2 separate regions of the Mus musculus genome follow, and region 2 is linked to region 1. The links are chromatin loops, found by intact Hi-C in ENCODE. Cell type or tissue: heart. All regions are shown on one strand. Links, peaks and the distances in the headings refer to the core of each region. The heading gives the core; the rest is flanking DNA.

The links. A loop is a pair of places that touch in the nucleus more often than their neighbours do. Peaks named below come from ENCODE experiments on the same cell type or tissue, not always from the same donor. Only the 100,000 strongest peaks of a DNase experiment are listed, where the experiment ranks them.
Region 2: a loop joins it to region 1, with 7 times the contacts of the local background. A loop is called at or near these places in 24 of 42 quality-filtered maps.

The regions. Positions count from the first base shown.
Region 1 is chr15:51,687,889-51,703,361 of GRCm38, reverse strand. No RefSeq gene overlaps it. Among named protein-coding and RNA genes, the nearest start is that of Gm34562, 43 kb to the right of the region's middle. In heart, for the core only: a CTCF peak has its summit at 6,446 (motif pointing left); no DNase peak of the experiment used is centred there.
Region 2 is chr15:51,890,431-51,905,903 of GRCm38, reverse strand. It overlaps Gm34678 (a long non-coding RNA gene), which reads left to right. Exons shown (of 6, transcript XR_003951502.1): 2 at 10,646-10,895; 3 at 13,302-13,472; 4 at 14,210-14,273. It overlaps Gm48923 (a long non-coding RNA gene), which reads right to left and starts at 8,807. Exons shown (of 3, transcript XR_003951503.1): 1 at 8,725-8,807; 2 at 6,769-6,949; 3 at 6,109-6,262. In heart, for the core only: a CTCF peak has its summit at 6,588 (motif pointing right); no DNase peak of the experiment used is centred there.

The sequences.
Region 1 (15,473 bases), core at 2,417-10,416:
TCTCAAGGCCAGCTGTGCACCACTGTGATTAGAAAGTAAAAAAGCTCTTGTGCTCCAAGGATGCAGCTTTTGCAGCAAGCCCGCTGGTATTAACGTGACATGAAGTCATGTCTCTAGACAACTTCTCTTAGATTCTTTCTATATTATCTAAAAGGAAGCATCTACAAGAGCAATAGCATCCATGTGTATTAGTAAGGATTTGTTATCGGGTCTGTGAGAGAAGGGCACTAAGGACAGAACTAGGTGACACAGAAGGCAAGGTTCATACCCAGGAGAAATGCTGCTGTAATAGATGTTTGTACAAATTAGCCAGAGACACCACAAAGAGTCAGGGGATCCTGTACAAGTCATAGTGAGCTGTTTGACACCATAATGTCAGATAATTCATTTTCCCTCAACATAGATTTCCTATACACAAATAGAGTCTTTTTAAAAAGTTATTATATTTATTTGTTTGTTTTATATGACACAGGGCACACAACGCCCCTCCCAATTTGTGCTCATTCCATAAGGCATGACTGGAGATCAAAGGACAGCTGTGGGAGTTGGTTACCTCCTTCCATCATGTGGGGCTCAGGGACTGAATGAACTCTGATCATTAGGTTTGGCACAGGGCAGGTGCGTTTACTCATAGACTCACCTCACCTACCTCGGGCAGACTTTTGCTTGCCTAAGTTGAGACCCAAATAGAATGAGACATATAAACATGCCTCAAATAATTTAGCAGACTAATCAGATGTGTTCCAGTGTTACTCTAAGTGCTGTTGGAGCGTGGTGGAAAAATGGGTTTTGGTGACAAATTGTTCACTTTATAGCTGCCTGGGGCCATTGCTTGTAAAAGGAAAGGCTGGCTGATGATCTTTCTTTATACGGTTTTATATTATTCTGCAAACAATGACAAAAAATGGCTTAAGTTCATGCATATCATGGGACAAATGAACCCTTCAGTGAAAGGTTGTTTTTGTGCAAATCTAATTTAATGAGGCTGGGAGACTATCTCAGTCAGTAAAGTACTTGCCCTGAAAGTATGAGAGTTAGCTTGGTCCTCAGAACTCATGGGCTGGACGTGGTGACATATGCTTGTAACGCCAGCAGTGGGAGTTGGAGACAGTCGGATTGTTATAGCTCAACAGCCAGCCTATCTAGCTTACTAGGAGAGTTCCAGGCCAGTGATGTATAAACTCACAGCACTGGGGAGAAAGAGGCCAGGAATGTAAAAGAAAGCAAAGTGGGAGGTACATGAGAAGCTGTGGCAGAAGGAAAGAGATAAAGAAATAATATAATTATCATCTCCAAAATATACCACTTATGGCGCTGGGACTCTTCACCTTCAATTTCTATCATTCCTAGGTTAGGTCTTTGCACAGTATCAAAGTTTTCTGGATGGTTTGTGTCAGGGATTTTTCAGATTTAACATTTTCTTTCACTAGTGTATCAATTTCTTCTCTTGTATCTTCTATGCCTGTGTTTCTCTCTTCCCTTTCTTGTATTCTGTTGGTGATGCTTGTGTCCATTGGTCCTGTTCTCTTCCTTAGGTTTTCCAGCTCCAGGATTCCCCTCAGTGTTTTCTTTTTTGATTGCTTCTATTTCCATTCTCAGGTCGTGAACAGTTTTAATCATTTCCTTCCCCTGTTTAATTGTATTTTCCTGAATTTCTTTAAGGGATTTATTTGTTTCCTCTTTAAAGACCTCTACTTCCTGTATTTCTTTGAGGAACTTATTGGCTTCCCTTTAAAGGCACCTGTCATCTTTATAAGGTTGGATTTAAGGTCATTTCTTGTTCTTTGGTTGTGTTAGGGTATCTAGGGCTTGCTATAGTCAGCTCCCTTTTCCCTGAAGGTACCATGTTGCCCTGGCTCTTCTCTGTGTTCTTCCACTGGCCTTTTACCATCTGGTTGTCCCTGGATGTTCCTGGTGTAGCGGGTATAGGGAAGGCAGGCCTAATCTGGATGTTCCCATGCAGCAGGCCTCCTGTGGTCAGCCTTGCACTGGTTGTCCTTGTGTAGTAGGCATGGATGTTCCTGGTTTGGTGGGCCTTGATATTACTTGTTCAGCAGGCCTGATAGAGGCCATCAGAGCAGTAGATCTCTGGGGAGAGCCTGTGGTTGGCTCAGGAAAACCAATCATTGAAAAAAGAAAATGACACCTGAGAAATGATGTTCAAGGTTTTCTTCTGGCCTCTGTTTGCACACACACACACAAGTACATTTATATGTACCCATGTACAGACAAACGAGCACACACATACATACACATATTCATACAAAGCCAACATAATGAATAAAGTGACATCTCTAAGATGCAAAGCCAAGCCAAACCAAACGCAACCAAAAAGATTTCAAAGCATTCTAAGTCATTCTTTCCTCTTCCAGAATTGGTTAAGCTCATCTAGTTTGCTATCGGTAGATAGACCCATAACAAAGCACATTGTTCCCTGGGGTTTACTGAGCTAGTTCAGAGTTCACCTTATAAACGTGCAGGGTAAAAATAATACTCAGGTGCCTTTAAAATTTGTGATGATTGATCTGAGACTTCAATTCTCCTAAATGCTCTAGTGCTTCAAACTAATGGATTCCAAGTGGACGCTTGTAAACAAATGTTTCCAATTTTACATACATGCTTTAATATAAAAAATTACGGAAGAGAGTAAAAATTGCTTACAACTTGTTACTTGGTACTTGCATGGCTTATCCATGGATCGCCACACCTGTAGTCACTGCATCATGAATGACAGTAGGAACTTGCCGGAGCAGACGCTAACAGTGGTGGCCAGTGGTCTGCTTCCAGGACATTGCTACATTGTATCAATTAGTTATATTTTACAAATTTTATAAAGTCACACTCACATGTACTTTTTAACAGGACTTGTGCATATACACTTGGCAATGCTATAAGGCCTGTTGTTTGGCCAAACACAGAAGTATTTATTATGAGGGTATTTTATTTTGTTGTCTATGTTTTGAGAAAAAGTCTCTGAACATAGTTCAGGCTGGCCTTGAACTTGGCAGTCCTCTTGCCTCTGCCTGCCAAGTGCTGGGTCAATAGGTTTATCATACCATGTCTAGCCTATGACTTAGATGGGATTAATACTTTCATGATGAAACTCTAAGTAAAGCACATTCTATCCTGTGAATAGGTGGACAGATTTCATCAAATCAGTTAGGATCTCGAAGACAAGGACTGATAGAGTGATTGGCACAGATTTTCTACTTTCTTCCTTCTGGGATTCACTCCACTGACTGCAGCAAATCAGTTTTGCTGACGTTTAGTGTGCCTGTTTGCTCTGTGAGTTTTAGACTTGTTAGCACACACAGTATATACAAAACAGAAGTCTCTCTCTCTCTCTTTCTCTCTCTCTCATTTTACTTCTGTGGACAATACAATAGTAATTTAATCTTATTTATTTATTTATTTATTTAGGTGGTAACTGTCCACATTTTGTCCTGCATAGAATTGCAATGATAGTATTATAAATTTCTTAAGTTACCAAACAAAGGTAGGTTGCATACTTAGAATTTTATGCCCTTCTAAGTACGCACTCCAAAGTGATACAAAATGCTCTTCTTCTCTACAGCACTGCCTTAAAGACATGTATTTATCTGTCGTAGTCTGTCGGCTCTGCTCTAGCCGAACACTGGCCAAGAGATTTATGATGAACAGAAATGTCCTACTCAAATCAAAACAACTCTGAGATTCCATCTCACACCAGTCAGAATGGCTAAGATGAAAAATTCAGGTGACAGCAGATGCTGGCTAGGATGTGGAGAAAGAGGAACACTCCTCCATTGTTGGTGGGATTGCAAGCTTGTACAACCACTCTGGAAATCAGTCTGGCGGTTCCTCAGAAAATTTGACATAGTACTACCGGAGGATCCAGCAACACCTCTCCTGGGCATATATCCAGGAGATGCCCCAAACGGTAAGAAGGACACGTTCTCCACTATGTTCATAGCAGCCTTATTTATAATAGCCAGAAGCTGGAAAGAATCCAGATGCCCCTCAACAGAGGAATGGATACAGAAAATGTGGTATATTTACACAATGGAGTACTACTCAGCTATTAAAAAGAATGAATTTATGACATTCCTAGGCAAATGGATGGACCTGGAGGGCATCATCCTGAGTGAGGTAACCCAATCACAAAGGAACTCACACAATATGTACTCACTGATAAGTAGATATTAGCCCAGAAACGTAGGATACCCAAGATATAAGATACAATTTGCTAAACACATGAAACTCAAGAAGAACGAAGACCAAAGTGTGGACACTTTGCCCCTTCTTAGAATAGGGAACAAAACACCCATGGAAGGAGTTACAGAGACAAAGTTTGGAGTTGTGATGAAAGGATGGACCATCTAGAGACTGCCATATCCAGGGATCCATCCCATAATCAGCCTCCAAACGCTGACACCATTGCATACACTAGCAAGATTTTGCTGAAAGGACCCTGATATAGCTGTCTCTTGTGAAACTATGCCGGGGCCTAGCAAACACAGAAGTGGATGCTCACAGTCAGCTATTGGATGGATCACAGGGCCCCCAATGGAGGAGCTAGAGAAAGTACCCAAGGAGCTAAAGGGAACTGCCACCCTATAGGTGGAACAACATTATGAACTAACCAGTACCCCGGAGCTCTTGACTCTAGCTGCATATGTATCAAAAGATGGCCTAGTCAGCCATCACTGGAAAGAGAGGCCCATTGGTCTTGCAAACTTTATATGCCCCAGTACAGGGGAACGCCAGGGCCAAAAAGGGGGAGTGGGTGGGTAGGGGAGTGGGGGGGGTATGGGGGACTTTTGGGATAGCATTGGAAATGTAAATGAGGAAAATACCTAATAAAAAAATTAAAAAAAAAAAAGAAAGAAATGTCCTACTCACACTTCTGGAAGCTGGGACTCAAGCACAGGTAGCAGCAGGGTTGACGTCTGAAGGCCCCACCTCCTCTGTTTCACTTCATGTGACGGAAGGCAGAAGGGAAAGAAAGGGGCTGGTCCTGAAGGGTGTTTTGTAGGGTGTAATGAAGGGAGAACCTTCATCACGTTCGTCCTCTAGAGCCCCAACCTTTTAATGGCACTAGAGTGGAGATTAAACTTCAATGTGATTTTAGGTAATGAGGTAGTGCTATGGGTTATGACTTATGCCATAGCACCAGCCCACTATTAAAATATGAGATGTTGAAAACAAATAATGTTATTTCAAAGTTAATTCTTGCTAGGCCCTTGAAATCCTTATGTAACCAAGGCTAGACTTGAACTCCTGATCTTTGTACCTTTGCCTCTCATGTGCTGGCTTTACAATCACGTGCAACAACACCTGGCTGGAGAAAGAATTTTAAAGGTTTAGGTTTATAAACTAGGTGGTACTTTATGTCCTTCTGTCTCCAAAAGTGAATCACGAGGTCTTCGTTACTGTTTTTTTTTTTGCTGTGAGGAGACACCGTGGCCAAAGCAATTTGTAACATAAAACATTTCATTGGGGTTTGCTTACAGCTTCTGAGGGCTAGTTCATGACCACTATGGCAGGGAGCTTGGCGACAGGTAGGCATGGCGTGGCAGTGGAACTGCAGCCAAGGGCGCACATCTGATCTGTAAGCTGCGGGCAGAGATGGAACAGGAGCAGAGATGTTGCACCGGCACACTTCCTTTGTGAAGTTCGCCTCCTAATCAACCCTTCCCAAACAGTCTACCAACTGGGAACCAAAGACTCGAATATGCGAATCTATGGAAGTCGTTCTCGTGTAACCTGCCATACTGTGTCTCTCATTCCCAAACATTTTTAACACTTTAAAAACAAAAACAAAAATATGGAGACAGAATTTCCTAACCTTCTGGGAAGTCCAGTGAAAAGATTTAAGGTACGATATCTCTCAGTTTGCCACAGGAGCGAGTGGCAAAGGAAAGATGGACCGTATCAGTGAAATTTTAACCAGGACCTTTGCATAATTAACGCATTACAAGTAGGACATTATAAGTTCAGATACCATTGTGTTTGCTTGACTGGACCTTACACACACCTATGAGGATAACCTTTAATTCGGAATGCAAATAAACCGAAGTGGCAAATGCTGAATAATGATTTCACTGAAAATTTTTCTCGAAGTAACACCAGATAGTCACCATTTTGTGTGCACTGAGCAAGGTAATTTTTACCATAGAGTTAATATTTTGGTTTGGTGTTAACATACCATATGATGGTAGTCCTTATTTTAACTTCTGGTTTTGGTCCTATTCTAAGATGGCATAAACAAATAAATGCAAGCGTGTTGAGGATGGGTGTTAGAAGGGCCTGTGGGCTGAGCTCAGTGGGAGAGAACTTGCCTACCTTGCAGGGAGCCCTGAGTTCAACTCCCCAGTTCCACAGAAGAGAAGGGATGGAGTAATTAGAAAGGTTTGGAGCTAAGGTTAGGCTCTTAAAGGTAAATGACTGAAGTGCGCCCCCATGTGGTGGGGGGAAAGGCCACAGCCACTAGCCACAAGCTACAGGGCGATACCCAAGAACTGGAAGTAAGAAAACAATCTGAACTCAGTGGAAAACCTCAGGGGCATCGAGGGACGCTGAGGGCGACAGTGCCAACTGGCATCTGTCCAGGATGCTAATGCCCCTCTTCTTACAGAAGTATCGAGGGACCGAGGGAGGAGGCGGGAAGGAGGCTAACTTGGAAGCCTATCAGGAAATACAGGAAATTTAATTTTAAAATTAGAAAAAGTTTTCATTTAATAGGATTAAGGAGAGCATTGGGTAAGTACTGTTTAAAAATGTAAAACTGCTCAGAATGGCAGCCGGCCAACCATCTATAGTAAGTCGCTTCTCCTCCCCATTATCTAGAATGGTTCTTTGTGTTTAACTTTTTCCCTCTGAAATACTAAACCCGTTGGCTGCTTGATCCATTTTAGCACATGCTTGCAAATGGAAGACATACAACATGAGGGTGTGTTTATTATTATTTTTTTCTTTAGACTGTAACTTTGGTTAAAACTATTGAAGTCCTGGCTTAGGGCTGGAGGAAAGGATTCCCTTTCTCAGGTAGCCAGAGTGGTCCTTAAGCAAAAAGGAACTAAGAGGCCCGAAACCAGATAGGAATAGAACTGATACCAGAATTTTTAATGCTGGAATACTACCCACGAACAGGCTCGGTTAGGCAGGTGCGCGCGCTGTGGCTCTTGGAGACACAGGGTGGGATGAAGTCTTCAAAGAGTACACTGTGTTTGGCTGCACAATTGTCTTTCCTCTTGGCAAAAGCTTGACTATTATACAAGGGTGGAGAGGAAGGCTAGGAAGAGATGAGGCCGGGTACACCCCACAACAGATTTCACCTTTAGGACCTCTGGGGGTTTAAATAAAATTCAAGACATAGAGTCAGTTCTTGAATACGTGACTTACCACTTAGCACATGGTATTTTTCAAGTCCAAGTTTGCAACTCTTTAAGGTGTATTTTTCCAAACCCCTTATTTTTCCATACTTATATATGGGACAGCCAAACTCTGATTCCCAGAAGACTGTGGACGATGCTTAAATCCCTGACTAGGCATTTAAGAAAGCAGGTATGACATCTCTTTAAGTCCTGGAGGAGAAGTGGTCTGTCTTTGAAATGAAATAACCCCCAGGATACAGTCCCTTGGTATCCTCAGTACACTGTTTCCAGGATCCTTCCCACTGACACAGAGCCTGCTCTCAGATTCCAAATCCACTGTGCAAAGCTACAAAGCTGCACAGTGACTGCACAGATGTCCAGATAGACTCATAATGAGTAGAACATCTCTGGATTTTTGTAACACAAGTTAAATGCATCTGAGTAGTCCTGAAGCTGAAATTTTGGAGGAAATAATAACACAAATATAGTCACACTCAGGAGAGTTGTGATTTTTGTGGGTTTAAAAAATACTTTTCATTTGAAGCTGTTTGGCTCCATGGAGATAGAGCCCATGGATAGAGAGGACCAGTTACATGTACAGAGTCTGACCACTTCTCAAATACCTATTGTTATCTTGGTGTCCAAGCCACCATTGTCCCCTGGCCTTTTCTAATGCTCCTTAGCTGCTGTTCTCTCTGCTCCCACTTTTGTTCCAGTGGAGCCTGTTGTAAGCACAGAGTCACAGTGACCATCTGCTAAGTAAGACCGTGTTCCTCCATCTTCAATGGCACCCATTTTTACTCAGATGAAGAGCCCAAGTCCCTCAAAGGCCTAAGGACTCTGCTGGGCTGGCCCTGTGCATACCTCCTGTCTCCCCTGCTCATACTTACACCTAGCCATGCATCTCTCTGTGCTTCATCAAGTAGCCCAAGTGCAGGCTTTCTTTTTTTTTCTGAAATATTTCTCTGAAATATTCTTCCATCAAACAGCTGTGTGAATTTTTTTATGCCCCTTGCCATTTGCTGATCTCTAGCATGGCAATATTCTGTGGTATTTCCTTTAGAAGACTTTTCACTACCTATCACCTACAAGGATTTATCTTTGTATTCTATATAGATGTGCCCGGGTCTTCTTTAGAGACACCATCTGTGGTGTCCATGCCTGCTGGGACTGTACTACTATTTAACAGCGATCTGTTTATTTCTAGCTTATGTAAAATGATCTTGAGTTTTATAAAGTCAATATTTCTTTATTTGGGGGCAGTTATATTGAACCATTGAAGACTTCCTGTGTGGATTCTTGAAGTGATTTTGGATGGCTGAGGTTTAGCTATAAGGATATTTCTTGTGAAGTGAATTATACTCTCCTGTGACCTCACCAGACTGTAGACTTGACCCTTACTGCAATGGTGGTTGGTGAAAGATGCTGGGGATAGAATGATGCTATTAACTCAATAGGACTGATGACCTTACAGGAGAGAAAAACCTTTGTTCTCTCTTTACCTATACAAAAGATAGGTCATATGAGGAAACAGTGAGAACGTAGACTTCACGTTCGAGGCAAGAAGCATCCTTACCAGGAACTGGGTCTGTAGGCACCTGGACTTCCTGGAGCCCAGAACTACAAGAAATAAACCTGTGTTAAGCTCAGCAGTCTGATGTGATATTTTGTTTTGGCACCATGAGCTACCTTCCAGAACGACAGAGAAATACGAGAAGAATAGCTTGTCCAGAGGAAGTTTTAGATGCTACTTGGCCACCTACTATTGTTTTTGTACGTTTTTTATAAGCACATTGTTTAATGGCTATATAGTATTATTAAATGAATTTTTCGGAAATAAGGATGAACTCAGGACCTTACAGAGGCTAACAAGACAACCACTTTCCCATGGAGCTGACTACTATCTGGAGGGTCTCCAGAATTGTCCAGGCAAGCCACAAACTTGTAATCTTCTGGCCTTAGACTCTCAGTAGCCAGGACTGCATATGTGTGTTGTGGCTGCTCATGGCTAGAATTGGAGTAGTTCCTAAAGTAAAGATTTCAATGAGATAAAAACCCTAGTCATCAATACACTAACTCAAGAATAACTTTTATTGAAGGCACTGATGTGTGGATGCCCTGTTTGTCATCTTTCCATTACTGTAACAAAATACCTAAGGTAATTAACTTAAATAGAGGAAAGGTTTATTTTGGCTGATGGTTTTGGCAGTTTCAGTTGTTACTTTCTGGCTGGTGGTAAGTCAGTCCATTCTGCAGGGAATGTATGAAGGATAAATCTGCTTATTCCATGGTATCTAGGAAACAACCAAGAGGAAGAAAGAGGAGAGGATGGGGGTCCCTGTTTCAGTGACCCAATTTCATTCCACTGTGTCTAATCTCTCTCTCCCCCCCATATTTTCAGTTTTCCCTTATTTATTTATTTATTTATTTATTTATTTATTTATTCCCTTTATCCCAATACCCTCTCTCCCCTTCCTCCTGGCCCCCCTCCCATACTTTCCCTCACGCTCCCTCCCCTTCTCCTCTGAGAGGGGGAAGCTCCACCTCAGTATTCCCCCTCCTCATACATCAAAAAATTCCATCACTTCTCCATATTGCTGAGACTGAGACTTTGACATAGAAATGATTGGTAGGAGCTTGCCGAAGCCTGGTTAGAGGCAGTTTTTTGTCCTTATATTTCCAGTTCCAGGAGCTCTGAGAGAGGCTCCCTAGCCCCCAGCAGTGCTTGTGTTCCTCAGTCCATTCTTTCTAAACACAGCCTGGGGGTATATCCTGCTGCAAAGATAGCTTTGATATTTTAGATGGTTGTAACTTGAAATCCGAACCATATCCCACCAGATCTGGGACGTGGGAAGGAAACAGCCCATAACCAAATCAGCTTCTTCTGCAGTCCAGATTCAAGTTTTGATACTCAGGAACTTTCTATCAAATTTCTACCACGGGCCTTGAAGGAGCTTCCTGCTTCTTACTGTAACCCACTTCTAAAGAAGGTGCTTGTGCTGGGACAGTGCTGGGAGGTCCCGTGCATAATGTCATGGCTTCTCATTTTCTACCAACTTTACAAAAGGATTACAACAAACAAGAGATGTTGCCACAAGGAAGGAGTGATGGCCGTGGCAGTTTCTCCCAAGGATTGAGTAATAATTTCTGATTCTCACTTCACACCATTGCCTCACTTCAAGCCTGGCAGGAACTTGGCTTCTTAGGTCAGCTCCTGCTTCATCTCTCAGACTCTTTCTTATACCCCCAGGAACTGGGCATTAAAACTGTAAGAAAGCGTTAATGTTGGTGAATAAGAATTCACTCATTGGACCATTATAATAGCTACAAAATCCCTTATAGTGAGTGTAGGCTGCCGTCTTACTCACTCTAATTTCTTATTCGAAGCCACTGAATGAATCTAGAATTTCTTCTTTACAGGAAATCTCTGCTTCATGTAAAACATGGGCTATGTGCTTCTTAGTGCCTGTCTTCCCAGGTACAATATTCTACTTCTTTAAGGAATCCTCATATTTCTTTAACTTCATATGAAAAGATGATTCAGGCTGGGGCTAGGAATGATTTCAGAGATGGAGTCTTAAAACCCAGGGAAGCCAGAATTGCGTGAATCACACAAAGACAAGTGAATAACAAGATAAAATTCAAAAGCCAAGACCACTCATTAGGAAGGAATCGGTGCCAGTAAGCTGCTGCAGAAGCAGGCTCAAAGAGAAAGAGATCATAGGTACTTAGGGAGGATGGTGGAGACTGGAGGTGAGTTCCAAACAAAGGGACTGGTGTAGGACATGCATGAGCTGAGTGAGAGTCAGACTTTGAGAGAACCAGGGCCAAGGGGGGAATATCTATAGTCTTGGCAAAATATGGCTGCTCCCAAAAAAGCTACACCTTTGTTAGTTGCCTGGCCTGCTTTATAATGGAAAACAGACGTGGTCTATGATTATATAGAGAGACTTTGTGGCTCCCATTGTCCTATTCAATGCCCAATGAACAGCTTTGAGCCTAAGTCACTTTGAGTCACAGCTAATACACAGCCTACAAAGGGGAAAATGTTGTCTTCTGCCAATAACTGCTGCAAAATACTGTAACGTAGGTGGCAGTTCATCTAAGGGCAGCTAGATACCATTTTTATTGGTAGAGTCCTACTGGCTACCTCTTTCTACCCTTACCTACATTGTAAATACAGGTCCCAGAGAGATGTGGTCTGGAGAAATTGAAAACCGTTACCTTTCCATTTAAAATAAAGTTTTCTCCTAGTTGAAGCTGCATTTCTTCTAATTCAGTTCAATTTTCTTCAGACCATGGCTGATGGGCAAAGGCTCTGACTGGGATTCTTTTCAGCATCCATTTCCCTGGGTTAAGATTGCTCAGGTGGTTCCCAATGAAGGAGCTAGAGAAAGTACCCAAGGATCTGAAGGGGTCTGCAGCCCTATAGGAGAAACAACAATATGAACTAACTAGTACTCCCATAGCTCGTGTTTCTATCTGTATATGTAGCAGAGGATGGCCTAGTTGGCCATCAGTGGGAGGAGAGGCCCTTGGTCTTGTGAAGAGTCTAGGCCTCAGTATAGGGGAATGCCAGGGCCAGGAAGTGGGAGTGGGTGGGTTGGGGAGCAGGGGGAGGGAGGAGGGTATAGGGGATTTTCAGAGAGGAAACTAGGAAAGGGGATAGCATTTGAAATGTAAATAAAGAAAACATGTAATAATAATAATAATAATAATAATAATAATAATAATAATAAACCACTAAGGAACAGACAGGTCTGGGATTCTGCCATGTTGATCCTGCTACTTTTCTGAGTAGGCAGGTAGCTCTGCCCTCCAGCTCTGGCCATTCCACTCCCTGGCAGTGGGCAGATTTTCCAATCTCTCTAGTTTACTCTTTAGTAGAAGAGAGGCAATCATGATTTAACTAGGATGCTATGTCGTCAGTGGGTCTGGGTTGGAATAGGATATTGTCACAGGTTTTATGACATGGAGCAAAATTTTTGGAGAATAAAAGTCCAAGATCAGGGTGCCAGCAAGGTTGGGTTCTGGAGGGGACCTTTGCTGGGTCACAGGAGGTCAGCTTCTCTGTGTCCTCCCCTGGTGTGGCGATGGCAAGAGAACATTTATAAGGTCACTAATCCCATCCATGGTGACCCTATTCTCATGACTTAGTTCATTCCTGAAAATGTGAAAATTAACATTCCATTTTCAATAAAGTTTTCTCTTGGTTGAAGCTTCATTTCTTCTAATTCAGTTCCATTTTCTGCAGACCATGGCGGATGGGCAAAGACAGCAACTGGGATTCTTCTCAATATCCAGTTGCTGGGGTTGAGATAGTGCAGGTCAAGAAACTAAGGAACAGGTTCAGTCTCCAATGCAATGTTCAGAGGTGGAGTTATGGGAAGTGGACAGATTGTGAGGAGACTGACACCATCTGTTGAGGGACTCTTGTAACTGAATGGATGACTAGAAGATGGTGAAAACTGGAAGGTGGGTCTGTCTGTAGGAAGCGGGCTGGGAAGAGCTTGCTTTTGAAGGATGCTTTTCCTCAGCCTCTTCCTCTCTTACTGCTCCTCTCATTTCCCAATTATAATGAAGTAATCATCCTCTTTCATTACATATGCAATGATATTTCCACCTGGTCATAAACCTAAAAGCAAAGGATTCAACCTGCCAGGGACTGAAACATGGAATGTCACCAGGAAAACTTTTTCCTTTTAAGGTTGCTATTCTAAGGTATTCTGTTACAAGAATGGGAAGCTGTTTAACACACCTCCCTTAGATCTAATTTCCTAAATCACTGGGTTGTGTGTGTGGTGGGGTGGGGTGGGGTGGGATTTCAACAAGCCTTTGGATAAAGACTCATTGCGTTTATTGTATGAGCTTTCAGCATATTTGGCAGGGAACACATGCTTTGTATTTCAACATGCTGTGAGCTCTAACTTCTGTCAGTTGTATTCAACAGTGGCTACTTGCTGGATATCCTCAATGACTTTATTAGTCAGGGTTCTCCAGGGGATCACAAGGGATAGGAGGAATATATGTTAGACAGGGATGTACTAGATTGGCGTATACAGCACAGGCTGGGTAGTCTAATAATGATTGTCTTCTACTAGAGAATATTGAGAGCCAAGTGTTCACTCAGTCCATAAAACTGGCAGTCTCAGCAGTACCAATCTGGCACTGGAGACTTGGAGAGCCACTGGTCCTCAGACCACACTGGAAGCTTGAAAGAACTTGGTTCTGGTATTAGTGAAAGAATGCTGGAGCCAGCAGGCTGCTTGCAGTTGAACTTCCTTTTTCTACTTCCTATTATCTGGGCTGCCAAAGGAGAGTGATCCCGACATGTAGGGTGAGATTTCACACTTCACACAATCTGATTGTACTGGCTGGGTTTGTGTGCCAACTTGACACAAACTAGAGTCACCAGAGAGGAAGGAGCCTCAGTTGAACAAATGCCTCCACAAGATCCAGCTGTAAAATTTTTTCTCAATTAGTGATCAACAGGGGAAAGCCCAGCCAATGGTGAGTGGTCCCATCCCTGGGCAGGTGGTCCTGGGTTCTATAAAAAAGCAGGCCGAGCAAGCCACGTGATGCAAGCCACGTGAAGCAAGCCAGTAAGCAGCATCCCTCCATGGTGTCTGCATCAGTTCTTGCCTCCAGGTTCCTGCCCTGTTTGAGTTTCTGTCTTGTCTTCCTTTAGTGATGAACAATGACCTGGAAGTGAAAGCTGAATAAACCCTTTCCTCCGCAACTTGCTTTTTGGCCATGTTATTTCATTGCAGCAATAGAAATCCTTACTAAGACACTAATCAAGATGGTCCTTCACAGGAGTGACTAGTGACTTACCTTTTAGTTGATAACAAAAACAATCAATTCAACAGTCAAGATTAAATGTTGCAGTGGCCGTGGGGAAAAGCTGCCCATCTATTGGTCAAAGAATAAGGGACCAGGTGAACACATGGATTGACCTCTGTCTATTTACATAATACTGGCATCCTGAGAGAATTCTAAGTGACCTTAAGAGCTAAATTTAATGAATGTGACTGATTTCTTTCTCTCTAATTCTTTCAAAAATCTTGAAAGAGCATTGCTATTATTTATTTTGAGAAGAAGGAAGCTTACTTAGTGAAGTTAAATTGGTCACTTTGAAGATTTGTAGGTAGAAATTGATTGAGTTGCATATAAGTCAAAGTCTAAGTTCCCTTAGACTCCTGTAGAGTGGGCCTGTGGAAAGGGTAACACTTGTGTTTTGTAGAAAATATCCCTTGGAGGACAGAGATTCCTCTGGACCAATCCCAGCCAATGATGGGTCTCAAGGTAACCAAACCGTAAAGACATGAGATGCGGAACCAAATGACCTAAAGAGGCAGGCCAGGGGCAGCATAGTGTGTCCTCTGGGGGCAGCTGGGGGCTTGAACGCTGAGGATGGCTGTTGGCTTCAACAGAGAGAACTAACGGACATGGGGACCAGAACTGTGGCTGTTCCTAAGGGACACGCATCCCTCACCTACAAGTCTGTAGACTAAAGACAGCCTGTAGTGAGTGCCCAATAACTGTTGTCATAGGGATGCATGGATGGTTTAAGATATTTACTGTAATGTTTATTCAGTTCTGACTTGGTGCAGCTGTTGGCTCCAGAGAAGGGTTTCCCCATGTTTGGGGCCACTCTCCTTAATTAATATTGTTGAGGAGGATAAGCTGGTGTGCTGTGTCTCAGAAACAAGCTGTTGTTAGGATGTTCAGTGTCGCCTTTTACGTTTAGGTTTGTAGAGCGGGGCCCTCAGAAGGCTATATATTTCCTGTTGAATCCTTCTGTGCAGTAGAGAAACCCAAAGACCAAACGGAAGGCAATCCTTAAATACAGTGTACACATTTAAATCTCTAAATGAATCCAGAAGCTGCCTTCTTTTTAACCAAAACTGGAAATGATTTCATCAAATTGGAGAAAAGAATACAGAACACAGTGGAACGCGCTGCGACGCATTTCCTCACAGAGGGGTCCTGCATTTGAACAAACTATAGTTCAGAAACCCAGATATGTCTAATTGCATAAAGGAGATTCAAATTCCATGTTCATGTCCAAGGCTCTCTTCCTCTAGGCTACTCAACATTGGCCACCGTCTCCCACAC
Region 2 (15,473 bases), core at 3,231-11,230, 200 kb before region 1:
CAATTGCATTTTAAAGTGCACTGAAAGTGAGGTCTTTACTCCCTGCAGTCATCCTATGACTCATAAGAGCAAGTGATAGAAGCTAGAATCTCAATCAGCGTTTGTCCTGGAGGGACTATTACCCCACGATGCAGCTGGTTAGACCAAGGATGAGCAACTGAGTGCCTCTTCCAAGGATGTGAACACAGCTTCTAGAGATGATGGATACAAAAGCAGGTGCCTTTGGTTTTGTACAGTGATAGAAACTCAGAGGTTAAAGATGCCATTGTGCTTGGCATGGGCAAGCAAAGCTGAGGCAAGTGGCCAGCTGGAAGTGGGTGAATGAGGTCAATACACAGATTGAACAAAATGGGAGCCCTTGAACTTCCAAGGGAAGCTATGGCTGTCTTGCTTTCTTTGTTGCTGGTCATCAGAGCACCCAACATCATCCAGTAAAATTGTCTCTATTTGTAACACTTTATATGATTTCTGTCTGTACCATCCAGTAATCCCTAAGACAGAACTGCTTGAACATGGCTCAAAGTTCAGAACATTGAGGAGCTTTCTGAATTATTGTCCTGGTGTGGCGCTAATTTACATAACAAGCAAGCATCTAGTCAGACTTCTGCCCACAGCATCAGCTCTACCTCTCTACAGTTCAGAAGGCTTTTACAGACTTCCAAAGAGCCAGCTGCCCATCCCCAAACCCCCAGCCACCAGTGACTTTTTTGTTAAAAGATTTATTTATTTATTTATTTATTTATTTATTTATTTATTTTATATGAGTACACTGTCACTATCTTCAGACAGGCCAGAAGAGAGCATCAGATCCTATCACAAATGGTTGAGAACCACCATGTGGTTGCTGGGAATTGAACTCCATGTTCTTAACCACTAAGACATCTCTCCGGCTCCCTAGCTGCCAGTGTTAAACTATCTGGTACAAAGGTGAATTTTGAAAACATAAATGTCTTTGACAAGTGGGAAGTGGACTATTTAGAGCTTCCTATTAATGTAAATTATTCACGTTCTCACTTGGGAAGCAGGATACTGTTTTGGAGTAGATTGGATTTTCTAATAAGAGAGGTTTTCTCTGGCTTATTGTGATGTAACTTACATAAATTGATAATAATTTAGGTTCTGCTCCCTTGTCAGCTGTACAACAAGGAGCCAGTTGTCTATGAGGCTCAGATTTTGTGTTCTTTGGAAATCTTGACCTTTCTTACTCCATCCCACCCCCCAAACAACTCACTGCATAAGATCATTTCGTGTATAACTAGTTGAGATGAGGGCATGTTGGATCAAGCTGTGCTCTTGCTCTGAGATGAAGAGTGTCTTCATAAGAAGAGGAAGGTACAAAAACAGGCTCCCAAGGGGAGGGGAGTACAGCAGAGACTCAGATGGCAGTGTGGCTGCCATAACTAAAGGAACCCCAAGGATTAACCACAAAACTGGGAAGGGGGCAGCATGACCCCACAAAGGATGGCCCCCATCTACATCTTGATTAGACCTCTTGTCTCCAGAACTACAATACACCAGACTTCCCCGATTCCAAGCCACCCGCTCTCTAACATTCTTATGATGACATTACAAAAATAACTAACTCTCCAGCTAACTGGTGAGCGGGTCCTGCTGGCTCTGCCGTCAGGGTTCATCTAGAACAAGAGTGCCTCTAGACACTGTACATGGCCACCAACCAGCAATAGCTTTCTAACCAGCCTGCAGGCATCCACTTTTATCCCAGCCGTAGTCTGTCCTGGGCATAAAAGAGCAAGTGATGCTTTTAGCAGTCAAGTTAGACTATGTCTCTTGACATTTCTGCCTGCAGTGACTCATTTTAATTCTATGTGAAACTTGTCCCTGTACTATTTCATGATGTTCCCCCTCTTTTCCCTGAGTCACTACTCTATCCCCTGGTAGATTGTTCTCCCTTGTACCAAAAGCCTGCACCCCTCCTTCCCACTTCTCACATCAGACCACTGTAGTCCATTAAACAAACTTTGTTGTCTCCATCCTCAGAATCTATGTACTAGCTGTTCGGCTGTTCCCTCTAAGTAGAACATCTTGCCTCTACTTATCAAGAAGTCTTGCTCAGTTACACCCTTGAAAAACCCTCTTCTGAGAAGGCCAGGGGCTAAGCCGGGCAGACTCCATGGCAGGCTCCAAGCTGGTAGTTTAAGGACTAGTCCTAAATTTCTGTTTCCTAATACTGGGACAAATCCAAAACAAATCAAATTCCAGGAAAAGAAAACATGCCTTTTGGGTGGCCAATCAGGATCTCCCAAGAATAGCCACACCACCTAGCCTGAGCCAAGAGTAGCTAATCAAGAATGGTAATTCCCCAAGACTCCCCCAAAGCTTTGACCAATCCCAAAGATGTCCATAGCCCTGGAAATAGAGCCAACCAATCAAGATAAGTCAGATCACCCACTTCTCCCTGGAATTCCCCTAACATGCTTTAAAAGTAAGTCTGTAAGTTCTCTTGGCATCTCTATTTTGGTAAGGGGATCCCTGCATGCGGCTAATTTCTGCAGAATAAAATGCTCTTTGCTTTTGCATACTATTTGAGTCTGGGGTCTTCCTTCAGCAGTCTTCTTGGGGCCTCTTTTCCCCTGGTCCTACTTATCTCTCCCTTCTCTACCTTTCTGGCGTGGACTGTCTCTTTCCCCCGTGTCATGGTGGAATTCCCTCTTTCTCCTTCCTCCATCCCTTCTGGAGAATCCTAAGAGTCTTGTCTCTGTTGCCCTGTTCAGGCATTGGCTTCCAGTAACTCTATTGACTAGTCAAAAACCAACTGTTGACAGGCTTCCTTCAGTCTTATGTGCGGGACATTACCAACAAGTTTTTGGATAGCATAATTAACATGAGAACACAAGCAGTTACAACCTGTAGCAATGGTTCTCAACCTGTGGTCATAACCCCTTGGGGGTAGAGGGTTGTTCAAATGACCATTTGCAGGGTTCCCTAAGACCATCACCATCAGAAAACACGGGCCTTTACATTGAAATTTATAATACTAGCCAAATTACAGTTACAAAGTAGCGAATAAAATAATTTATGTATGGGGGTCACCATAACTTGAGGAACTGTGTTAGAGGGACGCAGCATTAGGAAGGTTGAGAACCACTGAACTGGAGGGTTTCTTCGAGTCATCGGTTGTAAATATGCATTGGAGGGCCAAAGGAGCTGGGTTCTAATGTTGGCAAAAGATAGCAGCATCAGAGGTGGTGCCTGCAACTGAGTAGATGAGCTCATGCAACAGGGAAGATGAACCCACCAGCAGGACATGAAGGCAAACAGGCAACAAGGGAAAGCTTCTCCCTTCTACTTCCTTCTATCTGGGCCTGGGCGGAAGGTGCTGCCAACACTGTGGGTGGGTCTTTCCATTTTAAATAATCCATGCATGAAAAGCCCTTGAAAGTATGCCCAGAGGCTGTTTCCATGGGTGATTTTAGATCTTGTCAAGTTAACCATCAATATTAACCAGCATTGGACGTCATGGTGATATGCTAACAACTGTACAGTAATTAGCTTGCCTGAAAGCAAACTCTGATTTGTAGGGTTTTCCCATTATTGTGGTGGAAATACCCTCATGGTGGCTTTTTCCAAATTGCCATGTGATGTTACTGTTCAGGAACAGAAAGAGATGCAAATATCTTTTCCCCCAGCTTCTGTGAGCAGAGTGTACACAGCCCTGAGTAGGTCAGCACATGCTAACCCAGGCTAATGGCTGATGTTGTCCCTTGGTCTTCAGCCAGCCAACAGGTATTTTTTATTGAGTAGTTACTATACAGGGAAGACCAAAATACAAAGACACCCAACTCTTGTGGGATAGGGAGACAGAAGAGTAATAAGAACATAATTAAATAAAGAACACAGGGGAAAGAGATGACATGTAGGAACAGAAATAGGACAGATGAAGAAAAAGGTACTTGAGAGTGTGAGAGATATTGTAATGTTAGTCGTTACAGTGTGTCCAGTTCTCTAAGAAGTGTTAAGGTCCAAGAATTTCCAAATGTAGCCTGACCCTCATTTATAAAATTTTGACATTCTTTTTTTTAAAAATCTTCATAATGATATAAGAACAATAAGCGCCCAGCAGGAGCTGGACTTTGAATTTTGAGTATTTCTTCAGGCTAGCCATATATAGCACGCCACACTCTCAGTTGTTGGGTAGCAGCAGTGGGTTGTAGCTCCTTCCTAGACTCTAGGCATGAGGATGAATGGCTCATAGCCTTCACTATACTGTGTTGCTAAACTGTAGATGTCTATGAGTTCCATCAGTCTGCCCTTAGAGGGCATTTCACTCAGCCACATGTTCCTGGTCCATCACACTTAATAGAGACCTCTTATTGTCTCCTTCCTCCTTCTTCTCCTCATGGTCTCTACCTGTTGAGATTTTGTCTTTTACTGTCTATACTAATGCTAAGTGATGGCGCCCAAGACCCGGAGTCTGTACATCATTCCTGGGACCCTGCCCCCAAGATAATTCTGATTTGTGAATAAAGATGGCAACAGACAATAGCTGGGCAAAAGAGACATAGGTGGAGTTGAGGTTTTGTGTGTTTGGAGATCCACAAGAGAGAGGAGGAGGAAGAAGAAGACGAGAGGAGGAAGAGGCAGGAGGAAGCCACCATGTGATAAAGGAAGAAGCCTCCATGGACTAAAGACCAAGAGAACATAGCCCAGAAGGCTACCCAATTGAAGTTTAAGTGCAGCCCAGATGGACCATAGTAAATAATAAGTGGTAACTTGGGGTTATCAATAGGAAAGTGGATTCTAACAGCATGGAGGATAGGCAACTGCCCAGCGATTGTGCTGCCTGGGGCATAATTTAAGAATATAAAGGCTGGGGCTGGAGAGATGAATCAGTGGTTAAGAGCACTGTCTGCTCTTCCAAAGGTTCTGAGTTCAAATCCCAGCAACTATATGGTGGCTCACAACCATCTGTGATGAGATCTAACACCCCCTTCTGGTGTGTCTGAAGACAGCTACAGCGTACTTAGATATAATAATAAAATAAATCTTTTTAAAAAATAAAGGCTGTGTGTGTGTGTGTTTCATTCTGGAACATAAATGGTCTAAGGCGGGGAAGAAGCCCAGGGCCAGGATTTTAAATAATTTTTACTACATCCACCTGATACCTCCAGCCCAAAGCTCCACTTACCTCTACTCTCCCCCAGTAACTGGCAGCAGCCACATATATTTAACCAATAACTTTAAATTGGGGAGCAAGATTTACACAACAAAGACTGGTCTACGTGGGAATTAGTTTGTCTGGGACAACTAGATCTTGGGGTTCATAACTTACACATGTGTACACAGCACCAGACCAACCCCAATTTAAGGCAGTTTAGTAAGTCCCTTTGTAATATATATGTATCCTATCCGTTCTGGTCTTCTGCACAGCAATATTCAACTTTCTTAATGCTTCAACCCTTTAATAAACTTCCTCATTAGTGTGGTGAGTCCCCAAACAAAAAATTATTTTGTTGCTATTTCGTGACTATAACTTTGTTACTCTTAGGAGTCGTAATGTACGTATCTGATCTGCAGGATATCTGATATGTGACTATAGGAGTCACCACCCACAAGTTGAGAACCGCTGCTCTGGAGGGCCCTGGCTAATGGACTTACCACTGGGAAAATGGTACAAAACTAAATTTTAGCTCTGAACCCAAATATATGTCAGGATTAATTAATTAATTAATTATACTAATTTTTAAAAAATAATTTTGCTCTAAGAAGCTAACAGTACGACAGAAAGTAAATTCCATGCTCTCATCCACACTGATGTGATGGTCTTTCTCAGGACTCCTATTGCCAGGAAGAAAAGAGATGAATGTTGTTACTATCCAACAAGGCATGGTGATAAACAACAAATAACTGGGCTAATTCTTCAATTGGATTTCATTGCTGAAATTATAGCTCCATCATTGAAATGATCCTTTAGCTTCAGATAATGAATAACTGAGAGGAGCCAAGCACCATGATTAAAAAAAAAAATTCTATGAGAAAAGGTCTGCCATTACCCTCAACGTGGCCGCAGGCTAGTTACACAGAGCGACACAGGGACATTACCTGCTACGAATTAAAGGTAGAGGATTCTTCAAGACAGAGAGGCATAAATGACAAACATTATTCATTTTTACCATTTTTGTGATTTGTGTGTGATTATAGAAACCAACAACGAGTTTACACGGCACCTTCAGTCTAATGCTTACGATTCTTGGATCCTGTCTTGTGTCCACTTTAGAAGAGGTCCACGTTCATGTCCTATCTCCTGGGGGTGATGAGGAGAAAAGGATCAGCTGAAATATAAGAACCAGGACCCCTTTCCTATGTCAAACAGTGACGAGGCAGAGGATAGACAGATCGTCATGACCTTGGCTCCAATGACAGCCAAGAAAATGTGAGCTCTAATTAACCAGGCGATTCCCACAAGGCCCATCAGACAGAGGACTCAGAAGAAGGACAACTGTGAGAGCCAGTTGCCTTGGGACCGTAGCATTTTGCACCTTTCACTGTCGTGGTCTGGTTTAGCATTTGCTTAGAGGAAAAAGAAAAGATGCCAATTCCAAGTAAGACACAGCAGACATGGGCCAGCAGATGGCGCCAAATGCAAGAGTACTTTGGGATTCTAAACTGTTCCTTAATTTTTCTGTAAGGAGGCCTCATCTTCTGTATCATTATACCGATCCCAAACCCTACCTTTCCCCAGAAGTTTGAACATAATAAATTGTATAATTTTTCATGCCTAGTTACTTTCATCCTTCGGGTAATACCTACCTTCTTAATCGTTTATGGGGGAGGGGAGGCAAGGGTTCATATATGTGTAGGGGAATGCACATACATGTGTGTATGCGTGCATATGGAGGACAGAGGTCAGCAACAGATGTCTTCCTCAGTCAATTTCCACTTTGCTTTTAGAGACAGGGTCTCTTGCTGAACCAGGAACTTGCTGATTAGGCTAGACAGGGAAGGAAGGAAGAGAAGAGGAAAAAAACTTGAACCTTCACCAAGATTCTTTTTTTCCCTCTTGTATATTTCTATTTATTTATTTATTTATTTATTTATTTATTTTCATTAGATATTTTCTTTATATACATTTCAAATGCTATCCCGAAAGTTCCCTATACCCTCTCTTCATCCTGCTCCCCTACCCACCCACTCCTACTTCTTGGCCCTGGCATTCCCCTGTACTGAGGCATATAAAGTTTGCAAGACCAAGGGGCCTCTCTTCCCAATGATGGCCAACTACGCCTTCTTCTGCTACATATGCAGCTAGAGACACGAGCTCTGGGGGTTCTGGTTGGTTCATATTGTTGTTCCACCGATAGGGTTACAGACCCCTTCAGCTCCTTGGGTACTTTCTCTAGCTTCTCCATTGGGGAAACCTGTGTTTCATCCTATAGATGACTGTGAGCATCCACTTCGGTATTTGCCAGGCACTGGCATAACTTCATACGAGACAGCTATAACAGGATCCCTTCAGCAAAATCTTGCTGGCATATGCAATAGTGTCTCGGTTAGGTGGGGATCCATCCCTTTACCAAGATTCTATTGTCTTCCTCAGACCTTATCCTAAAGAAGTTACAATACCATATCCATGTCACAGAGACTGCTGCTTCTTTAAGATTTATTTATTTCTTTTATGTATATGACACTATAGCTGTCTTCAGACACACGAGAAGAGGGCACCTGATCCCATTACAGATGGTGTGAGCCACCATGTGGTTGCTGGGAATTGAACTCAGTACCTCTGGAAGAGCAGTCAGTGCTCTTAACCGCTGAGCCATCTCTCCAGCCACCACAGTGACTGCCTCTTATTTCAAGATGTGATTGGTCATCTCTCACCTGTCCTACCTAGACTGAACATCTGCACTTCCACCCCCACCCCCTACTCATACTCCTCAGAGTTGCCAATATAATGTAATCCAAATTCAAATAAGTTCAGTGTATTTTCCACAATGGTTTCCTGTTGGTTTAAACGTGGAAGAGGTCTCATCCCAGTCACTTTCTTCCTGTATCCTTCACCCCGTCAGTCTATGCTGGACCTTGTCTCTGCACAGGGAATCTGTGTTCTAGGGACCATAGTACCCCAGTCTTCTTTTGGGAAAATCACCGGTTCTCCTGAAATTAGTAAGCCTTGATGATAAGGAGAGCAAAGGACTCTGTCTGGAGTCTGAGACAGGCTGCTAGTCTATAAGAACAGAACTTGTATTCGCATGGCATTTTCTCCTATTATTTTCCTGGTTCCTGGGTATGGCATTTTTCATTATGGAAACAACTTCTTTTAGCCCTTCAGTGTCCAATAGACTGTGACTGGTGACTTGCCTGAATCAATATCAGATAATTCTGAGAGAGCGAGGCATTTTCCTAAATAGAGCTATCCGTTTCAAATTGTGCATTTGCAGACATTAAAATACAAAAGTAATGAATTCTTTGAAGCTAAGTTTAATTGCAAGCTGTACATAAAGCTTTGATGTTGGGAGTAACTGACTGCATTATTTTCTTAAAGTTGCACTCATCATTTTAAACCACAGTCACTCTTCCCTCCTGATTTTTATCAGACTTGTGTAATTGTGTAACTTCCAGAGGTGGAAGCAGGTGGGAAGGGGGGAGAGATAAAGAATAATTTATATATAATATAATTCATTCAGTTTTGGTCTACCATCTATGCATTGGCAGCAATTATGATTTTGCAACCATCGCTATAATTGAGAGAAAGACTGTTTCCATCACCTGGCCATGTTCCTTTTTGCCTTTTTGCAGTAATTTTCCTCCCTTGCTCCCAGCCTGCAGTAATCACTGACCTATTCCTTCACTGTCTTGTTCTGTTCAGAATGTTACATTGATGACATCATGCCCTTTGTAGCCTCTGCTGTGGGCTTCTTCCCTGTAGCAAGATTCTTCTGAGGTCCATGCACGTTTCTGCACGTACCAATAATTCATTTCTCTCTGTTGCTGAAGCATCTTTCAAGGCAAAGGTACAATAGAACTGGTCACTCATTTGCCTATGTTTAGTGCCGAGGTTGTACCTGGGTCTTAGTTGACCTTAAATGAAGTGGCTGTAATGCAGGGTTTTTGTGTGAAGATATTTCTGTATTTATCTTGGGTCATCTTTGAGGAATGGGATTACCAGTCTTATTGACAAATGAGTGCTTAGCTTTGTAAGCAATTCTAAATGATTTGCGGTGCTTTTGCGTTTTGCTGTCAATGTATTAGAGTTCTACTCTATCCATCCCTTACAACAACTGGCTTTGTAGTGTGGCTTTTGTAATAGGTATAGAGTAATACTTCACTGTGGATGTCAATTTTGTTAGTTCTGACTCTGTGCTTAGATCCTTAATGAGGGCCAGGAAAATAGGTTAACAGGTAAAGATGCTTGCTACTAAATATGGTTACCTAAGCTGAACCCCTGGATCCACATGGTAGGAGACAAGTGGTATCTGAAAGGTGTCCTCTCCTTTAACCTGCACACTCGTGCTATGCTGTGCACACATAGGAGGCAGGAGGTCTTTGTGCTCACAGGTAAACAGTAGGGGAACATGGATGTTAAGTATATAGGGTTGTTCTGTTGGATCTGGGGTCTCGCAGATGATGAGGACCATGGAGAACAAGTAGAGCAGGAACAGTTTATTTATGTGGATTTCTAAGGCTAATCAATTCGGGACGTGGCCAGACTTGGGAGCTGGAACCACAACCCCCAGCAGGCACAGGCCCTTTAAAACAAACAAACAAACAAACAAACAAACAAACAAACACCGGAAAAAAAATACAAGCAGGAGAAAGGGGTCAGGAGGGGGCAACTTCTCTCTTACAAGGATTGGCTGTGTCTGTGTCAGCAAGGAACTGATTGGCCCTGGCTAACTCTCACAGTTTACCTAAGAAGAATGGGGGTCCAGACAAGTTGTTTAAGAGCTAAGTAAGACAGGGAGCAGATGGAAGAGGAAAGGGTAGAGTTACCTTGGTCCTTTTAGTTCCTTCAAGGGAAGGAATGCAAGACCTGTTATCTGCTCAGAAGGCTTTCTATCCTGGTGACCTTGGTACTCTGCATTCTCAACCCTCCTACAGACTCTTATCATAGCCTTGTCTCCTTCAGTCAATCTGTAGACGTTATCTTCAGAAAGTGCCATGTGCACTTTTCAAACCGTTTTGATGTAGTCACATTCAATTTTTGGTTAGCTTACTTTGCTCCTCAAACATGCTTTGTTGTGCATGTAGGACTGAGTTGATTATCACCAGAACAGTTTTCACAAGGTTTTGCTGCGCTGAAATATTCCTAAAATAAACCACTCGGGGTCAGACTCTCAATGTTTGAACCAACACCAGCTACTGAGCTATGTTGAACAGAACTGTGTTCTTACCTCCTCTTGGATCATCTCTCTATAGGCTGGTGAAGGTCTCTCTCTCTCTCTCTCTCTCTCTCTCTCACACACACACACACACACACACACACACACACACACACACACACACACACTAAACAAAAGTACTGATAAAAATGTTTTTGGAGGCCAATGAGTCAGACAGAAAGAATACTGGCAATCAGACAAAATAACCGTGGTACCTCGGAAGACTCCCAGTATCACACCAATTTGAACCACCAATGTTCTTTCCTTTTTATCTTATTGATAATTATTATCCCTTTTTTTTCTCACAGAGGAGTGAAGAACCAGTGTTATATAGAATGTTTTATTTTAAAGCAACAAGCATGCATTGACTTCACAGCCGGAGGAAGACTATGTAGGAATCATGGTTCATTATTCTTAGTAACAGTGGCCCTGATTTACCCAAGTGCAAGGCTGCCTGGCTGGAGAGCAAACCATCACTTCTCCTTGCAAGAAACTCTGTCTGCGTCTTGAGTAAATGTGATGTGGCGACTTTTAGGATCCCTCTGTAAGAGACAGATGGTATGTGACTTTTGCCCCCTTTCAACTTTGTCCTTTTTCTTTTTTTTTTTTCAGATAAAATATTATAGGTTTATTTAAAACTTATTTCTCACCTTGAGTATGCAAAATACAAATTCCACAAAATGTTCATTTTTTTTTTTTGCTTTGTAGTTTACAAATATACAAAATAGAAGTGTACTTAAATGCATATTACATATTTACTAAGGCAAGGAACTATATAGAAAAACACATTTGTTCTGCTTAAAGGCATACTTGGGAATAAACCATTGTACAAATTATTGCACATCTGAACCCACAGTGCATAACAGACTGTCTGCATAAAGATGTTACAGAAATAAACCAGGCTTATTTACTTGGCTTAGGTCATCAATGTAGATCGGAAGACAAAACTAGATTTTCCTTGTCAAAAGTATGCAGCAGTTGGAGAACTTTGGCTCCCCCGTTTGGTACCTTTAGGACCACGATTCACCAAGCACCATCATTTAGGCTGTTAGAACATGTTCTGTACCTGAATCGCTTCCTCTTCCTCTGACACAATAATGGCTTTTTTTTTTTAAGAAGGCAAAGAGCATACAAGGTGATCTTTACGTGTGTATTGCATCATTGAAACATAATTCAAGGGAATCCTGGTCTTCCCTGCCCCCAAGCTCACTGATTTAATGTATACCCTGATATCCACAAACTTCCAATCACCCCTTGGCATTTTGTAAGTCCGGGCATGTTCAAGTTGGATTTGGTATTGGAATGATAGAAGATCCAGTCTCAGACCCCATCTGTTCTGAGATTTTTTCTTAACTTTGTCCTTTTTCTTACCTCATAGATAGAACTGAAAAGATCACCTTGGTTAATGAGTGAACCTTGACGGGGGTGGAGGTGGGGGGCTACACATAGAGGATCAGTGAACTGGAAGTAGCCCGAGTTCTTGAAAACTACAAGTCCCATAACAGCCCTGAACCACTCACCTGCAGGGTTTTATATGACTCAAATAGACTTCTAGTTTGTTGGTCCAGACTAAAGAATTGCCCTTAATTCTTCCCCCTGCCACCATTTTCACGTGGAGCAAGAACTCCCCATCTTTGCTTCTGTCTTCCACCTGTGGCTTCTGCTGGCTCTAAGCCTGTGCCTCCTAATGGTATCAACATTTCTGCCTACCATGTATCCCTTCGTTGGATGAGCAGCTCTGCCTAGCCTACCCTTTTGGATCTCTGATACTGATGGCAGGGTGTTATGCAAGGACACAGGTGGAGTAAAACAAACCCACATGTTTTGAATGAGACTACTGAAGCTTTGGTGAAAGGTAGGGGTTCAGCTGGAAGCAGAAGGGAGCAAGCTCCAACCAAACAGTGATCAGACAGCTCCTTTAATGCAGTAGGCCTGCATTTCATTGGGAGAGGGGGACAAAGTTTGAGTATTATCTATTCGTCATAGGCATGGATAGAGTTTTCTAAAAGGTCTTCCTTGTGCTCAGGTATTCTGGCCATGAGTCGCTGAACTAATGAGTAGTGACATAAGGCAGGAGCTGGTAACACTTTTCTATTGGTAGTGTCATCATGTCTCATGGTGATGAAATGGTCTCATGGTTGCCTGTGTGCCTTAGGATAAATCTGGGATGGTGGATGCAAGCTGACAAGAAAATACAAGGACACAGTAGAAGAAAAACCTCATTCTAACAGGCAACAGGGGCAGCGAACCACAAACTGTAGTCTCTGACAAAGCATTGGTCAACATGTCTCCATGCAGAACTGATACAGATTAATATACCAATCGAAAGCCAGTTACAGTTGCATAGCTGTAATCTTAGCACTTGGGAGCTAGAGGCAGAATGATCAGGACCTCAAAGTTATCCTTGGTTGCACAGTGAATTCAAGGGCAGCCTGGGATATGTGAGGTTCTATCTCCCTCCCAGAAAAGACACCAATGGAGATAGACAAAAATGAAAATGGAGATGCCAAACCTTTTAGTTCATTTTCGTTATTTACCAGTTTTCTGTTGGGACCAGAACGAGTTGGTGATTTCAGGAATAGTAGCCTTCAAGTTGCTGTAAAGTAATATACCTGGCTGCTAACCATAATCCACATGTCAGACATGTTATTATTAAAGTTGGTGGGAAGACAATGTGCTGCACAGCTGTGTGACCTCCCAAAACAGGAATTTCTTTTTTTAAGTCAAATAAGAACGTGCCAGACTAACAGACCTATATGTGTTTTGTCTAGTAACAATTTCCTATTGGCTTTGTCATTTGTGTGGCCTTTTCAAAGCCTGCTAGTATCATCTTGGTTTGGTCATAAGGGGCCTCTATAGTGTGTAAATACCCTGGCCTTATCCAGAGTTTTATAACGAAGCTATTGAAGAGAATACAGGAATATACATATCACATTTTTAATAGGGTTCTTTTGACTCATGCAGGTAGTCCCTGGTACTTCACCCCACGTCCTGTTCAAGCAGGGGTCATCACATGACCTTCCGTTAGAAGCCATTGCTTAGATGCCACAATTCAATCCATGGGAGAACAGTAGCACAGCCATCGATCCTAAAGGATTATGGTTCAAGTCAATGAGCTTCGGGATGCTCTATCAGGTAGGAGTAATGTAACTGGCACACTGGTTTAAGCTATTGCCTCTGTGCCTCTTTACTATCCAGAACTGAAACAAATTCTAAGTAATGTGGATGCAAAGCCATATAATGCAAAGCTTAAGCTTTGTGGGAAAGCACTGTCAACATGGAAAACTCGACGACAAGGTTGATTTAATTGGAAAACTCTTCTTAAGGGTCCTGTAACAAATGCCTATCTCTAAAGGGAAAATAATCAAAATTTACACTTAACTTGCTCGTTAATGTCGTATATAGACCATAGACACAACGCATTGCTTTAATAAAAATAATTCACGTAGGTGACTAAATAGTTACATAACAGACACCTAAATGACATCTTTGAGTTATTTTATTCCACCCTCCGACTAGCTCTGTAGCATAGGTATGTGTAGAGAGGAGCTGTGTGTTTGCTTAGCAGATTACTGTGGAAATGGTCTATAAGCTTTGCTCAGAAGGCTTGCCTCTCCTCACGCCCAATGGTGTTGGTTTGTCTCAGACAGGTCTCAAAGTCTAGATCTGGACACTCAACCCAAACCTGAAACTTGAAGGAAGCCTGACAGATACCCAGCTTGATCTAATTCTCCAATTTAAGTTCTTTGGTGTTACACCAAAGATTCCAGCCAGGCTGCCCACAGGAAATATTGTAGTTAAGCAAGTGCCTAGAGCCCTCTCCCTAATAAAGACACCTAACACTTTTGGTTGGGTATTTATTTTGTTTCCAGTGATTCCTCTACACAGTCAGAGCTGGATGCTTTATTGCTCAGTATTCTGCAGCTGATTGTCAAGGTATGTGTCTTAATAATTATTATTGTTATGTGTCTTTGTTTGTTTGTTTGTTTGTTTGTTTGTTTGTTTCGAGACATGGTTTCTCTGTATAGCTGTGGCTGTCCTGGAACTCACTCTGTAGACCAGGCTGTCCTCGAACTCAGAAACCCGCCTGCCTCTGCCTCCCAAGTGCTGGGATTAAAGGCATGTGCCACCACGCCCGGCTTAATTAGGGTTTCCATTGCTATGAAGAGTTCCATGACCAAGACAGCTCTTACAAAGGCAAACATTTAATTGGGGCTGGCTTACAGGTTCAGAGGTTTAGTCCATTATCATAGCAGGAAGCATGGTGGAACACAGGTAGACATAGTGCTGGAGAAGGAACTGATAGTTCTACATCTTGATTCAAAAGCAGTTGGGACTTGAGCATATATATGAGAACTCAAAGCCCATCCCTACACCAGCAAGGATGCACCCACACCTACTCCAGCAAGGACACACCTCCTAATAGTATTACTGTGAGCCAAGCTTTCAAAGACATAAGTCTATGGGGGCCAAACCTATTCAAACCTCCACATTATAGGCCTGGGGTGGTTCAGAGATATACCAGTCAATATATTTTAACAAGGAAGATGTTTTTATTCATATACTGGTGCCAAGTCTTCACCAGGGACTCTGGATTTTTTGTTTGTTTGTTTGTTTTGAAACAGGGTTTCTCTTTGTAGCCCTGGCTGTCTTGGAAGTCCCTTTGTAGAGGAAGCTGGCCTCCAACTCTGAGACCCACCTGGCTCTGCCTTCCCAGCTCGAAGATTAAAGGCATGTACCACCTTGCCTAGCTAGCCCTTAACATTTGAAAGTCAATTTTGCTTTATGGTTCTCTTAAGCACTGCAATTTTAAAGCTTTAAACATACAGTTAACCATCGACATAATTAATATTAGCTATCTCCATATGAATTCTGACATTCTTTTTTTCTTGTCAAGGTTTAGTTATTTTCTTGTTCTCTCTTTTTCTCCTTTGCATCCTTCCTTTTTTCCTACTCTAACAGGACACAGGCTTCTGTCCTGATAAAAGCAGAAATGACCTCTCAGAAGAGTTTTAGAGTGGCTGTGGCAGAGCACGGTGTAATGGCTCCCACAAAATAACCCATATTTAAGTGCTGTGGTGTTGTGTTAGTTTCCTCTGAGATCGAAACATTCAAACCTACAGAGAAACTCCTCAA